Regions from separate parts of the Mus musculus genome. Here region 2 is linked to region 1. Evidence: chromatin loops called from intact Hi-C (ENCODE). Cell type or tissue: heart. All regions are shown on one strand. Each heading gives the region's core, and the rest is flanking DNA. Links, peaks and the distances in the headings are about the cores only. Region 1 has its middle 89 kb from the start of Gm31472. Region 2 has its middle 38 kb from the start of Gm31731.

Region 1 (8,382 bases), core at 197-8,196:
AAATAGTTTTGAATCAAGAAGGGTTTTTCTCCTTACTTTTCCTGTTCGTCCCCCACCTGCCTTTTCAACTTGAGAATTACTCTGAAAAATTCCTTGGTTGCTGGCTCTGCTGTGAGGGCTTTCTTGCCAGCGCTCAACAGCGATGATGACAACCCACATTCAAGACAATAAAGTCACTGAAGGCTCTCCCGGACTTGCCCTCCACAGCTGAGTGCAGTGGGACCACAAGAGGCCACAGAGTGTCCCAGCAACACACAACTTATGTCCCCAGTTTCATCCAGAGACCCGTGTGCTTGGTTGTTCATTTATTCCTCAACCTTGGATAAAGAGCCAAGGAGGTGAGGGAGGGGAAAGATGGACAGACCTATAGATGACAGATCTGTAGACAATGTTGTTAGCATGCCAGATCTTATTACTGAACTGTGGGAGGTCATGTATGCCCCATCCCGACTCCATGGGGACCACCGCATTTAAAAGAAGATGGGAAAAAATGTGATGTGAGGGTGTGGGGGGAGAGCCCTCATGGGCAGTCTTCAAAGGCAGAGACAGGTTGCGACTGGATTAACATTTATTGACTGTTTAAGCCTGCTTTTTTGCTTCAGGACAGAGATACACGAGTTTAATTGCAGAGGCTGTTCTGCCAACTGATCACTAGAGTGGCAACCAAAGCTTAACTAATCGGTCCTTCATTAGTGAAAAGTCTCTATTACAAAATAAATTAAGCATGTTTTGATCCTAACCTACAGGTCCAGCGGCATTACAGCGAAGTTTAAGCCGTCAGAGCAGGGAGAAACTTATTAGGGGTTAGCGCTGAAATAGCACTTTGCTATTGATTTTACAATACACAGGTATTATGATTTATGGAGTGCCGGTGCCACTCTAACAAGCTGAAGGACACACAATATCATCTCCAGCATCATTAAAATTCAGAAGCCTCTAGAACTAACTCATCAACCACTGTGCATTGTCCCAGACCATGAAGCTGGGCTCCCTAAGCTTTGGGACATCTGTATCTTTGCTTGTTTGGTCATCAGAATACAGAGTGGCCCCTCAGAGCGTATTCTGTACCTTCAGAACCTGAATCTGTTTCCACTCTGAGCTGTCACCACATCCTGTTATTTATTTTCATCTCTTTGTGCAAATCTATGATAGGCCTGTTTAAGAAAGGCTAGATGCTGGCATAGTGTATAATTCAAGCAAGGCTCTAACTACAGAGAGAAGGCGAAGGTTGCTTTCTTTTGCAACATCTAGAAAGCTGGAAGTACTAGCCATGCTAATCAATCAATAGATATTCAATGAGCGCCAATTATGCTCCAGTCATAGTAATAAGAGGTAATCATTAGGAAGCATTTACACAACTGCGTTCCAGAATTAGCTGAGTACTTTCACTTAGTTGATATATTTAACCCCACAAAATCCTCTAAGATGTTACATCTTTTTCATCTCCATCCTACTAATGTGTGTGTGTGTATATATATATACATACATATATATACATATATATATACACACACACACGTCAAGTGACTGCTCAGAGAGGCACAAAGTTCCCATGAGGAACAGACAAGGCTGAGGTGATGCAGTCTAACGCCCAGGTGATATCCTGGGTCCAGAGTATCTTATGACTAAGATCTATCTTGACCAGCCAAAGCATCATCCTTTAAAGGAGCCCCAGTATCTGTAATTCAGCAATTTGAAGATATTTCTAGTCCAAATCTAACCAATTACAAACCAAAGGGAAATTAGTCCCTGGCTTCCTCAAACACCTTCCCAAAGAGTGGCATCAGAATGTCTCAGATTCTCTTTCCTCTGGGTCCTTTCATCATAAAGACTATGATGTTCTTCCAGAGGGCCTATCTTCCATGCTTTAAATTATTTTTCATAATATACTTTGTCTACAATGATAGCTCAGTCGAGCACACCATGTTTTTTCTGTCCTTCAGTTCCCAACCCCAAATGAAACACAATAATGAATGTTCAAAATAAGCCAGAATGCTCACGGTCCATGGTGACCAAAACCAGTTGAATTGCGACTTTAGCTCTAGAGCCATGCTTCCTAGGGAAATGTTTACCTAAGAGTTGTGAACAGTTTGCCTTTGTTGTACCTAAAAGTAAAGAAATTGGAGTTGCTATAAAGAAAGTCTTTTTCCAAATCTCTCTCATATTTGGCCCCAACGTTCCAAATTACACCCATTAGAACTGATATAACATATTCTTGATTCACATTCTACCTTATAATTCTTGATCACTTCCTGTCTTGTATGCACAATGCTCCATTTACAAAATTCCCTTTGACGTTTCTTTTCCCACATACACTAAATGCCCTGTGTCCCCTTTTAGGGCTGTTCCAATTTCACTTGCCAATTTTACAACTTGAAAGGTTAATAGATTTTGGGTTCCATTTATTAGTTCCCTTTGCCATTTTTTTGTGATGTCTTTCATCATCTGAGTCCACAGGAATCTCGAGATGTCACAGAATAATAGCAGGCACCTGGCCACTGTGGTGTTGGACTTGTCTTTTCTGGTGTTATCTATCTATCTACCCAAGTCAGTTTTCTCTGACCCCGAAAACCCTGCCAATACCACGGAGTCTCCATGGTTCTGATTATCTTTTGATAAACCAACCCTCTAAGTCAAAGTGTTCCTTTTTCACTCTCTACCTACAAAACCGAAATTCAGGACCAGCAAATGGTGTACCAGGTAATAGTGCTTGTTGCCAGGACCATCCAAGTCCCACCTCTAGGATCCACAAAGAGGTAAGAAGAGAACAGATTCACGTTCACACACCCGCACTCACACCCACCCAGCCCCACACAGATATTGAAATAAATAAGTAAAAATTCAACTACAATTCACCATTTATGGTAGGGGCCCAAGTATTGCCTCTACTAGGAAGCCTTCTATAATCCCCCAAGTTAGAAGTCATCAGCCCATGCCCACCATTTTCCTGTGTAAATCAACTAGATTTTGACTGAATCAAAAGATTCTCGGAAAGAAAGTTACGTATGAAATGACAGCTATGCCCAAGCACACTTCTGTTGTGTTTATTCAAGTTGATGAATGAACCCTTAGACTCTTCCATGACTTTTGTTGTCTCTTCAGTTGATCTCTGAATACTTAGACTCTTCCATAAATTTTTTCTGTAATATCATAATCTTGTTTTCACATCTTGCCAGTGTTATTTTTTCTGAATGTTGAATCAGGCTTCATTTGGTCAGGTCTTTTCCATGATCATGTTAAATCTTTCTCACACCATTAGATCCCTTCTTGTGCCATTAACGGTGTTTCTTGTACTGCAAGAACTCATCCAAATTCCTTTGTCTTGTGGCACATGCCTGAATGTGTCTTCTCACACACTTTGATCCAAAAGATCCTTAGGAGCTAGCTCATGGACAGCTTAACTTCTTCAAACACAAGTTCTCATAGGCAAGGAATTACTCCAGGGAACATGGAAGAGGTTGACTTGAAATTTCTCTCACTGTTAGACTCACTGAAAGGCTGCAAGCACTGTCCTGTTCCTGAGCCCAAGGGGAATGGGATGTCCCTACCTACATGTGAAAGCTGAAATCACCACAGTGGACAGGTTGGTCACATGAATTTTTATTAAATGTGTTCTTACACAGCCACATGGCTTCTCCTAATGAGGACATCTTGACAATCCCAGTGGGTCTGGTTGGCCCATTTCTAGAAGTTAGTAGTTTGTTTTTGGCTTCCTTTCCTTTTAGCACCTCATGACTAAATTCAATCTGCCTTAATCACAACAGTCTTTAGTCTCCACATTTCATCCTTTCTATTGAAGAATGAGCCAGCACAGCTTACAGACCTCACCCCATTTCTGTCCATAGCCTGTCATTCCATAAGCAGCCTCCAAGTCTTCACCACGACACAAGCTTCTACTCAGCACCACTAGGCATTCACAATCCTGGATTCATTCACGACTCACCCCAAAGGCCTATGTGGTTGGTGTCTGATCACACTCAACCCCCTGCCTCAGAATTGGTGTCTTAATCTACTCCTCACAGAATCTTACTTTTGCCTGAGTGCCAGCTCCCACTCCAGTCTGTTTCCCATTACAATTTTTTAATCCATTTACCAGCCTCCCCTCCCTAACAACAGCTGTTTTCCTTTAGGCAGTAAGCAACTTCTTAAGGCATCACGTAAATATTTGTGGAGCAAATAAATAATGAAAAGGCATTGCAGACATTGGTTTCCCTTTCTGTGCAAATTAATCTGCCCTAAAACTCCAGAAATGTCCTCAGGTGTTACCTAAGGGTTTGAAAAATTATTTTTCCTACAGTGGATGGACTAGAGGAATGTCATGGGGTTCAAATAAAAAGTGTGTTATGACATACCTCATATATTGCGAATCTATGTTGATCTTTATAAACATGACCTAAACTTCAGTTTGATAAATCATAACTGTCTCTTTTCTAGAGTTTCTTATTGCATTACCTGGAACAGTGGGAAGAAATGTCAGCGCATAAGCAAATTTCCCTCAAAAATATATAACTTCATAAAAAAAACAATTACAAATTATTTTCAGGTATGATGGTTTAAACCATTCTCAAAAGTCTAGGAAGGACAGAAAAATTCACTCACTCCTCTTTCTAGTTGCTCCCTTTAAGCAAAGACACACATTTAGCTGTCTGCGAATGCCACTGGCTTTTCTCCCAGCCAGGGCACAGAAAGAGTGTGGCTGCACCATTGGGTTAAAGGTGTGTTCTCACACCAAACCTAGATGTGCCTTTGCTTCACCTCATCACTTCTAACTTGTGACGTCACCCTTTCACTCCTTGAGTAAATCCAAGATCAGTCCCGGCCCATATAAATCTGTTCTGCCCCTTTGGTTCTGTCTCCGTGTATTGCATACTGTAAATAATCATACGGGAGGAATACAGCGAGTTCTGTGGTACACTGGAGACCCCTATTGGTGACAGGTGGACAGTGACTTCGTAACCCGATGCAGTGAATCACGGCATAAGTGGAATAGCTTCAGCTTGGCTCCTTTGGGTTCCAGTAGAGCAGAGAGATGCACTGGCACTTTTTGCACACTGATCAATCCGTTTGTGGAAGCAAACGTGTGCGGGCTTCTGTGCTTTGTGTTTGTATGAAGACATTACTAAACAAGAAGATAGTACAAACAACAAGAAAAAAAAGCAATATGTGACCCCTATGACTTAAGGGCAGTCCACTTTCAATAAACAATAAGGATAAGTGAACCATGCAGGCTGTGAATGGGGATATGGGTGAAAATATACCCAGACATCAGCCAAGGTCCAATATCTCCAAGATCTGTAGTGAAATATGAACTTGATTGGCCCAACTTTAAAAATAATTAATTTTTCTGATAAGAGTTTTGTAAATGACTGAGCATGTCTGGGCCCTTAAAAGATACCCTGCTTAATTTACATTTTAAGAAAATGACTTGTTTGAAAAAAAGCCTTTGGATGTCAAAAACAAAATTCTTGTTTCAAATTATAAAGGAAATTTAACTTATGATAAAGCCACAATTACCTCTTCAGCACTTAGGTGTGTTCTCTGATGCAGATGTTGAAGTTAGTTTGACACATTAGAAGAGGAAGCAGCTGTCTCGATTATAATTATAATATAAAAAGTGATGTATGGTGCCAAGTGTGTGCCCAGCCATTCATCTTGGGAGAAAGGGTTGTCTGAGGACGCTGTTTTGTAAATACTGTCCATGTTTTTCTTCTTTGTTTTCCACATCTATCCTTAAAATGATTTTTGAAATGGTAATAGCACACAGACATGATCGCTTCTTATTTCAAACATTTGCTATAAAAACATTAGTACCCCGACCCCGACCACAGCGCTTTCAAACAGTAAAGCTCACCGCCAGATAGAAAGTGTCTTCATGACAACACGGGAAATGTCCACGTCCTTTAACCAGCATATTATTATGTGTTAGACATACTAATAAGGAAGAAATACCTCGACAAAACATGTGCCAAAACAGTCAACTCTTGGTCATCTTTCCTGTTGGTTATATAAATGCTTTCTATGCCGAGATTCTGCTTTTCAAATTAAATAACTAGTTTGCCTGCTTTCTCTTCAAATCTCCTTCTTCCTTCCCCCTCCCCTCCTGTTTCCTCTCATCTTCTCTCCTCTCCTCTCCTCTCTCCAGCTCAGAACACAACAACCGCATGCCTTCCTTCAGCAGAGGCTCAAGAAGAGGGCAGAAAGGCTGGGCACAGAGGACACAGCTCTAACACCCGGAAGCAACAATACAAAATGCATATTCCTGTTCACGCACTGTGGTCACTTTCCTCTTGGCACATACGCCAGCCTCTCCTACAAGCACGTGTAATTTATTCGTGATTACTTCCTAGTCCTATTTGAAACAGAAGAAAACAATACTTTTGTCCTACTCTATGCAAGTGCCATTCACAAGGTTGAGGCTTGCAGGGAGGGTGGCCATGGTCCCGTGAGGTGTGAGCTCTCCCTCATCTTTCCCTCTCTAAGGCTCCCTAATAGACACAGCACAGATCAATGCATTCTTGACATAAAATAGGTTGGGGAGAATTTTTCAGTGGTCAGAAAGCCACTAAGTTAGTGGTGTTGACACCATAGAAGAAAACTCTTGAGTTCTATCCTGCCTTCTCCAAGGCCTCTGTCAGTACCTTTCCTGAATGGGGTTTTTGTTTTGTTTTTAAGCGATCTTCTTGACATCCAGGCACCATCTTCAACTGCAGGAGTTGGCAGATGACTCTAAAACAGAGCACAGGACAGCATCCTGAAGCATCTCCATGGGCCCTGCAGGAATGCCCAGCAAAGAACATTCCTGGAAGGTACACGCGGAGACAGCTAAGCCTCTCATGGAAGTCAGATACACCATCCAGTTGCCACACACATTCTAGCCTCTTTGCTTTTTTACACAGCTCTAAAAGTGTCAGGAGGAGGACCCTGAACTGTCAATGTTCCTGTAAACTTTCATAAGAAAGAGAGATTATTTTACAAATAGACTAAAATAAAAGGACTAAAAGACCAAAAGTTTAACGGACAGAATGATGGCACTTCTGCCACAGGCTCGTCCTGTAACCCCTTTCTTCTTCGGTTCGCCTCAGCTATGGCATGAGCACTGTGACCCCTCCCTGCCAGGGCCATACACGAGGATCAAGCACGATGACATGTGTGAAAGTGCTTTGAAAAGCGACTGGTCCGGCTCCTGTGTGGCACTATGATTATCCTTACTAATGTCAGCTAGTGCCAGAGCTGTTCACGGCTATTAGCAAAATCCAATTCCTTTTGTTTGAGTTTTGCCTGTAGAAAGCAATAAAGTGGAATAACTACCCATTAGTCAGTAGTCTACATTCACCAGAACAGCTGAAGCACCAAATATTTTTTCCCTAAAAGCAGAATGCTAAACCCGTGTTATCTTGGGAGATGGTGGGGGGGGGGGGCGCGTAGAAGGAGTGTTGCTGAGTCAAAATGGAGAGTAGATTGGGAAAATGCAGCTGGAGGTTGGAGGAAACAATCTAAGAGGCTTCTTTTCCCTTCTGAGAAAGAGCCGAATCTACATCTCAGATAAGAGTCAGAAAGAAAGGTTAGCTGCAACGCAGGTCCGCCATTGGTCAGCATTACGGGCTAGAAAACGTAGTGCAATCCATTCTCCTCTGCCATGCAGTTCTGAATAATAGCAATTTGCCCACCAGCTAACCACCTCAGCACAAACCCTGGCAGGCTCCTGCTGAGTCTCCGAAAGCCTACTTGTCTGCAAGCGCACAGTGTACAGAGAACAACCCAACAAAGCTCGGTGCCACTGCAATGCAAACAGTCCTCAGGTCCTGCTGTGACTTGGCACACCCCGCTGGACAGCTGGAGACCGGAGAAGAGAGGCCGCTGCCAGGAACACGTGACAAGGGATTTTCAAGCAATTTTCCGGACCCCGGCAGTCTTACCAGCTTTACTATTTCATGTGCTATCAGCTACGTACAGATAGATTACGGTGCGGTGTATTCTCTATTTATACCTGATGTGAGACACAATAATAAAACACTCCAACACCTTCCCAATCCCATTTGTGAGCTGAAGCAAGAAAAAAAAAATAGGGAGACAATTTGCCACAAAAGCCTTGTGTTATGCCTAATATAATTTTGGAAATCAGCTATTGCCCCAAACAACATTTTATTACATGCATCAAAAAGATTTAGCTTGCTAAGGGTCACATAAGTGTACTCAGAATGTGTTTCAAAGCCGAGAGACACTAGAGAGAGCCAGTTTATTATACAGCGCCTTCCTTCCCCCACCCCGAAGATTGCTTGCAATGAAATGCTACCAGGGATCATTAAAAAAAGATTGCTCATTTTATGTAGCTCAAATCTCTGGAATGGTAGTTAGCTGAAATCCAGTGGCAAGAACGTGTGG
Region 2 (8,382 bases), core at 323-8,322, 180 kb before region 1:
TTAGGATAACTCTGTTTTCATCGATTTATTTTACTTCTAAAGTAAATACTCTAACAATACACTGCGGGCTTCAGACAGCTGCTGCAACCCTAAAGTTATGTTTTGTAGAACTGGCAGCAATTCTAAGCTGTGCTCTGCTTTCGTTCTCATGCAGATCCACTGAGATCCTGATAGGCCATGAATATATGCAAAAGTATAGGTTACACTACTTCCCTTGCTCAAAATAATGTGATAATGCTGAGTGAAATAACATTGTATCATCTCCTTTGTACATAGAATCTGAAAAAGGCACTCATCAAAACAGGTAGGCGAGGGGAAAGGGAATAGGGACTTGTCAATCAAAGCTTCAAACTTGCAATTAGAAGACAAACAAGTTCTAGGGGACTGAAATACAGAATGAATGAGAATGAACAAATTGATTTGTGATCATCATTTCACAATGCAGACATGTACCAAGTCATTATTCATCATGCTGTGTACCACCAGATAGATAGACAAACAGATAGATAGATAGATAGATAGATAGATAGATAGATAATAGATAATAGACAATAGACAGACAGACAGACAGACAGACAGACAGACAGATAGATAGATAGATAGATAATAGACAGATAGATATAGTCAGTCAGACAGACAGACAGATAGAGAGATAGATAATAGATAGATAGATAGATAGATAGATAGATAGATAGATAGATAGATAGATAGATAGATAATAGACAATAGACAATAGACAGACAGACAGACAGACAGACAGACAGACAGACAGACAGACAGATAGATAGACAGGTAGATAGATGTTAGACAGACAGATAGATGATAAACAGATTACAGACAGATAGACAGATAGATAGATAGATAGATAGATAGATAGATAGATAGATAGATAGATAGATAGATAGATAGATAATAGACATAGATAAATAGATAGATAGATAGATAGATAGATAGATAGATAGATAGATAGATAGATAGATAGATAGATAGATAGACAGACAGACAGGTAGATAGATGTTAGACAGACAGATGATAAATGATAGATAGATATAGACAGATAGATGATGAACAGATAGATTACAGACAGATAGATAAACAGATAGATAGATAATAAATAGATAGATAGATAATAGATAGATAATAGATAGATAGATAGATAGATAGATAGATGATTGGTAGATGATAGATAGATAGATAGATAGATAGATAGATAGATAGATAGATAGATAGATGATTGGTAGATGATAGATAGATAGATAGATAGATAGATAGATAGATAGATAGATAGATAATATTAAAACCTTATAAAGATTTTTTTACACTTCATCTTACCCAAAAGGCCGAGAAGATGTAAAGTTTTTTTAAATAATAGTTTTTAATCTTTTGAGACAGTTTCCCAAATTATGCTCCAAGACCAAGTTCACAAGATGTTGTATAATCAGGAGATATATTAATAATCAAGTTTCTTTATTTAAGAAATCCTTGGAGATTTTAATGTGCCAACACTTTGTGAGTCTATAGATCATTGGATGCAATGATTCTCACACCTGTTTGACATGAAAGCAGAAAAGAATGTAACCTCTCCATCCCAGGGGTGAACCCACCCACAATGAACTGGGTTCTTCCCCTCTCCCACTTGAATCACTAATGTAAAAAATACCCTACAGGCTTGCCTACAGCCCAATCCTATGGAGAAATTTTCTCAATTAAGGCTTCTTTTTCTCTGATGATGCTAGATTTTGTCTAGTTGATATAAAACTAGCCAATACAATGTGCAAAGCTCCATCTTCTTCATCAGACAAGAAAAATGCTCTTGAAAATAACCTTGAAAATCAGTATAATGGTGAATTACTAACCACACCTGTGTAACTGAAGGGTTACTTGTTCCTGTGTGGTGGTAGAATGTACCAAATGGCCCACTGACTATATTCTGAGGCCTACCCAAGTCTTTCTACCTCCCAAGTCTCACAAAGGAAGAGCCACCCTGGGGCTTGTCTACTGCTTTGCCCTATCAACCTTTGGCTTGTGTTATTACCCCTCTCTTTCCTATTCTTCACCTACTCCTTCTGTCTGTGGAAGGATCTAAACACACGCAGCCACAGAAGACAAAAGCAGGCTAAGTGGAAACAGACTGGGGAAGAAAGACGAAAAATGAAGATGGAGGAGCAGAGCTAGACCTTGGGCATCTTTATGACAGTATTTATCCATGTGGTTGGATGAGACACATGTGGCATGCAAACCACTTTAAAGTGAGACGTCAAGACTGCCCCAGTGTTGCAGAGGAAGGTTTGGCAGCAAGGAGCATTGTTGGTGTGCAAGAACAATAATCCCATTTCAGAAGCTGCTGAAAACTTGCTGGAAAGTTCCAGCCATGTAAGCTTCTACTTTGTCACGCCCTCTGCCCTCAGACTGTGTGTCTACCATATAGCTTACACAACTGGAAAGAACAAGCTCGTTGGATTGTTAGGATGGAGAAAAGGGCAGTGAGGGGAAGAAATGGTTTAGAAGCATGGAAAATGGCTGGAAGGTGAATGGAACACAAGAAGCTGTGGACAGGAATGAGTGGACTTCAAAAGGGATCCTTTTTGTTGGCACATTAGCATTACATTCCGATGAGAGTGACAGTGGACAACCCTAACAGAGATTAGTCAAAATGGAACGTTCTTCCTCTCACGTATAAAAATGCAGGTGGGTGGTCTGGGGTGGGTAGAGTGTTCTACATGCCTTCTCTAGTTCCTGAGAGCTCTTGCCTCCACCACCTCACGCTTGGAAGTGTTGGATTCTGCATGCTAGGCAATAGGATGGAGAAAAAAAAAGGGTTTTGTTGTTGTTGTTCTTTGCTTTCTAAGTGAGAAATGGTGAACATGTGCAGCTCTTTCATTTCATTACCAGAATGTATTTGCATGGCCATGTCTAGCTGCAGGGTAGTTTGGGAAATGGGTCTTTATTCTATGTATCTAGATGGTCACTTAAAACCTGAAGACTATTTACTCAAAGGAGATAAATGGAAATAGGCATGGGTGGAGGGCTATATAATCAATCACAAAAATCATTGACCTCTCATTTGATACCAACATTAAGTCTGGCCACGTGATTTGCTATAGCCAGTGAAATGCAAGTCAAGCAGCAATTTCCCATATTTCCTGTCTTCCTCTGCCACAAGATAGGCAATGTTTCAGTTACAGGCTTATCAGTGATGCTGGGGCTTTGTCAAGAAATGAGATGGAGCAGAACTGTAGTTGCCCAACTAGCAGACATGAGATACAGATGGGATTATGAGCCCTCGAGATTTAGGCATCTTTTTGTTTTAGCAGCATGACCTCCTTCAATGGCTCACCAATACAGTACCTAAGCTCTGTGCATCAGCTCACCTGATGACCTTGTAAGACAGGCAGATGATCTGTCCTACCCCAGACCTACTGAAGTCAACATGCCAATAGGGTACTGCTACCTTCCTGAAAGGGATTCTAAAAGCATGAGAGCCACTGCCCCTGCTTCAGACTAACCATTTCTACACACAAAGACTGAAGTGTCTGCTATGTGCTGGTAGATACTGAGCACAGGGCTGCTGTCCTTAGTTTCTGTGAGGACAGAGACAAAAGATGCATGTTCAGTGACTGCAAAAATGGAATTGGCACCTCCAGAGGTGGTTTATAACGTTTTTGAGCTATTGCAAAAAAGGATTGCTTTCTTAATATCTTGTTCAGACAGTCTGTTACTGTCATATGAAAAATACAACTGGCATCTGTATTCTGGATTTGTATTCTGAAACATTACTGAGTTCATTAATCCTAATGGTTTGGGGGAGTAAAGTCTGTAGATTTTATGTAGCTATATAATCATGTTTTCTACAAACAGACAATTTGGATCTCTCTTCTCTAGTTTGGAGAGTCTTTCATTTTCTTGCATAAATGTTCTGGCTAGTATCCCTGGGACCATGAAATGATGACCTCTTGTCTTAATCCAGTAGCGAGGAGACAGCTTTCCACCCTTCTCTGTTTGTTCTGATATTAGCTGTGGATTTGTCATGTGTGTCCTCTAATAGTAGCACGCACTTCCTCAGTCTCTTAACTTACTGAGAGGGGATTTGATTTGCTTTTTGGTGTGTTTTGTTGTTTGTTTTGGTTTGTTTTGGTTTGTTTTCATTTGGTTTGGTTTCATTTAATCTTTGGTTTTTCAAGACAGGGTTCCCCTGTATAGACTTGGCTGTCCAAAATCTCAATCTGTAGACTAGGCTGGCATCCAATTCACAGAGTGCTGGGATTAAAGGTGTACACCACCATCACTTGACTGAGAGAGGTTTTTTGTTTGTTTGTTTTGTTTTGAGTTTTTATGTTTGCTTGCTTTTTATTTTTATTGGTTATTTGTGAATTTTATATCATGTAACACAATTTCACTCATCTCCCCAGCCCCTTCGTATCCCCCCTCTACTTTTGCACACACCCCCACACCAATAAAATAAAATAACAACAACAAAACCAAACAACAAAAATCTTGTCATGGAAGCTGCAGTGTGTCACAATGTGTCACACAGTCTACCCTTCTATCCACACATCTTTACTTGCAAATGTTCGTTGCAATGAGTCATTGGTCTGGTGGGAGGCCTCTGGATTCTTCTATGCTATCAATATTCGGTCCTCACTGGGACTCTTCTCAGATATTCAGTTGTTGCGTTGTGTCATGGAGATCCTGCAGCTTTGGATCTGCAGAGCTGGCTCCTTAACATGCTCCAGCAGTTCATAGATGGGGTAGATGTTAGTGTGCGTCAACTCAAAGCCTCTGATCTGGGCTTGGGTGGTAGGTGAGTTGGTCAGCCCACAAGCTCTCCTAAATCCACACCACCAGAGGGAGCTCTCCAGCACTGCCCCAACTAGCTCACCCAATGCCTCAGCCAGCAAGGAGAAAGGACAGCTCTCCTGCTCTTATGACTTCAGGGCCAGCTCTCCTGCCTGCCACAGATGGCAAGGGGTGAGGAGAAGAGGGCATCTCTCCCAGGCTGCTTCACACAGCAGACATGAGGCAGGGTCAACTTTCCTGCACTCATGCCATTGGGGATATATCACAACTCCAAAGTTCATGGCTGAGTACAAAAAGAATCACAAAGAAACATCATTTTTTACGTGCTCTTGGGATTTTTGTGTTGGGTGTATAGCTATCCATGGCCACGCCTGCTTTCTCCTTCATCCTTAGGCTCCTCTGTGTCATAATTCTGGTTCCGATGATTATATTCATTAGGATGAAAACATGTTCTAGGTGTTCACATGCATGTAGCTTTAACTCAACATTGAAAACCTACACATGTGAATATACTTGACCACTCCATTAGATATTTATAGGAATATACCTTGCATGGCACTGTAGATGAAACAGCCCAAACCAGGGCACATGGGAGAGGCGACACCTCCTTATTCCAGGCAACTGGCTGTACTTCCCCCTCTGCTATGCTTTCCTGAGAAATTCAGGTCTCAAGTAAAATACCAAATAACCTTAATGAGGCAGCTATTTAGCTCGAATCGGCAATATTCTACATGCATTTACCTCACAGTGTGAACCAAGCAAAGCTCCCCTTGTGTGAAGGAGCAGGCCCCCTCATTTGCTGTCTTGGGTTGAATAGTTGCCATATTTAAAAGAACAAACATGATTTCCCTAGGACATCACTTTCAGCATGCTGTGGTCAGTTCTCAGGCTAAGCTTTCCTATTAGTCATCTGGCCTTTCCCTCCGAGCCCACACGGAAACCCCACTGTCTCCTTCATACTGAATTCGCCATGTGAAACATCACCACATCAAAGAAGCCAATGTCCTGAGCTCTGTAGGAGAAAAGTACAGAGAGTGGAGCAGTGGGCAGACAGCTCAAACGTCCAAGCCCAGGGTTTTATCAGGACATTTGCAGGGTCCAGAACAAGTTATACCCCTCAACATTTTCCATAAATATAATCAGATTTAGATGAATACCAAGGGCCACAATGAAGGGAGGAAACCCCCAGATGTTGGGCCCATCACAGGGTTGATGAGGAGAGAGGGGTGGGGGAGGCAGAGACTCTCTGCATCTTCTCTTTAACATTGAATCCTTGGCCTTTACAGCAAAAAGGCAGTAAAAGACCCTTTGAGGCTCTAACTTATTTCATAACTAAATCAAGACAAAGGCAAACAGCATCCTTAAATTTCCTCCCACCTCAGTTTACTTTGAGACAAGGAAAGTATCCCTCACTTGGCTGTGTTAGAATCTATCCATGGACATGTCTGAGCTCTGGTGCTTAGGAAGTGACAAGGTCAGAGAACCCCAACGCTTCTTTTACTGGGGTGGCTTACTGCTGTGACCTACCAGCTGGTAAGACCATGGTGTGGACTGGAACTACCCACATCTGGCCTATTTTGCTCCCAGATGTTCCTCTGCTCTCGTGCCTTTCATTCCCTGGGTTCTGGATCTAGACCTCTATTGTGGGTAGCGGGTTACTCACAGTACACTCTAGGCTGGCAGCCAAGGCCAGGTAACTGTGCCACCAACATTATTTTCTTCACTTCACAAGGATCAGTTAAAATACTGTTTACAGACATTCATGAAAGCAAATAAATCATTTTCTATTTTATGATTTTTTTTTAGTATTCATGGTTAAAACATTTGAAACACCTCAAAGCCACAAAGATACAATCATTTCAAAAGGTGAACCCCCCCAACACATACACACTAACACACACACGCACACACACACACACGCACACACATACACACACACACACACACACACACACACACACACACACACACAAAACCACCCCAGCTCCACAAACCACTATCCAATCACATTCTAATAGAATCGGATTCATCCCCTCCTGACCCTGAACTGGTTACGAGGGACATTCCTGCAGAGTGGTGCTGGGTCCCACCCAAGTGCTTCTACTAAAGAAAACACATGCTGACATTTCTACCATGATTCTGCTGTAGGAAGAAGGTGATTCCTGCCATCATCCGTCTCCTGCGAGGCCCCTGTCCCATCATCTCCCTACCTTTGCGCATGGCCCTTGCTGCTCCTAAGGATGCCTTGTCACAGGCTATATGAGGTGTGTGGCTGTCTCCTCCAGTCAGCCACGCTCTTCTCTCTTCTATCGAAGCCCTCTGGTTGCCTTTGTTTCTCCTGCACTGCTCCCTCTGAATGGGTATTCCCCCTCACTGTGGTCACTTTTAAATTCAATTATTTAAATAATACTTTCAATTGTTTCTCTTATTCAAAATTGGGCATATGTTCAAATTAAGCAAAGAATGGTAATCCAAAGAAAGCTTTCAGGCAGTAATTTTTTTAAGAAAAAAAATTCTACATTACTATCTACAGAACCTAATTTATTTCCTAGGTTTTATTCTGAAAGATTTCAAATCTACTGAGAAGTTGCCAAAATGATATAAGAAAGAAATATGATGTTCAGGTTCGTGTGTCAGCTGTGAGCAGTCTGCTGCATTTGCTCTCTTCCGTATACAGTCATTATTTTTTGATTGGTGAGTTATATAGTTGTAGATATTATGAGCACTCAGCCCTAGGTGCTTCCGTCTATCTCTTAAGAACACTCTCTCCCATAAGCACAATACATCAATCACATGCAGAACCCCAAAGAGTGGTGTCCTCCTGCAGTCTAGTGACCCAGCCCCGGGGGCTGCTGCTGTGTTTGGAGGAAGTATTTGGCCTCCATGTGCATCATCTAAAAGTAAGTTTTCATTATGGCTTTATCAGGATCAACAGGAATAGAGTGACTTATTACTATGCTTTTTTAAAAAATTCTTCAAATTTGTGCCACCCATAAAACAAAGAAAATACTAACCCTATCTATCAATCAAAGGAATCTGGCCAGTGAAGTGTATTTTCTGTTAAAGTCATTAAAACAGCGTTGGGGTATCCACTTGCAAATAGCTTGCAGAAATGTGACGTGTATATAATCATACATATTATATATGCAACACACACACACATATCTTTTGTGAGGACTCGTGTTTAGGCTCCTAATCAGTCTCACTTCCTCCACGAATGTATTATCAGCCAATCTACTCACAGCAAGAACAAGGTGATGTCAAAATGGGGCTGAGAGCTCTGCTGTGTTTTAAAGGGAGAGATGTGTGCTTATACACATGTCAACAAGCAAGCGAACAGTGCGCAACATTGTTGGTGTAAGATTGGCGGTATCCTTGCACCCTGGGGCAAACAGCTCTGCCTGACAACCAGTGAAGCCCAAGGCTGGATTGGAGATCAATTCCACCAGTGCTAATGGAATAAAACCAAAGGGGGGAAAAATGTTTTTTTCTGGTGACCCACCAATCCCAAATCACTGCCTCTGAAATGTGTTCCTTCCCTGGTTCGGTTGTTTTCCTGCGACATTAAGAGGACATCCAGTCTGT

Evidence for each region. A loop is a pair of places that touch in the nucleus more often than their neighbours do. Peaks named below come from ENCODE experiments on the same cell type or tissue, not always from the same donor. Only the 100,000 strongest peaks of a DNase experiment are listed, where the experiment ranks them.
Region 2: it touches region 1 in a loop (12-fold over the local background); 12 of 42 quality-filtered maps call a loop at or near these places.

The regions. Positions count from the first base shown.
Region 1 is chr2:74,063,373-74,071,754 of GRCm38, reverse strand. No RefSeq gene overlaps it. Among named protein-coding and RNA genes, the nearest start is that of Gm31472, 89 kb to the right of the region's middle. In heart, for the core only: a CTCF peak has its summit at 4,925; no DNase peak of the experiment used is centred there; H3K4me3 peaks cover 306 bases; H3K27me3 peaks cover 2,336 bases.
Region 2 is chr2:74,244,165-74,252,546 of GRCm38, reverse strand. No RefSeq gene overlaps it. Among named protein-coding and RNA genes, the nearest start is that of Gm31731, 38 kb to the left of the region's middle. In heart, for the core only: a CTCF peak has its summit at 4,850 (motif pointing right); no DNase peak of the experiment used is centred there.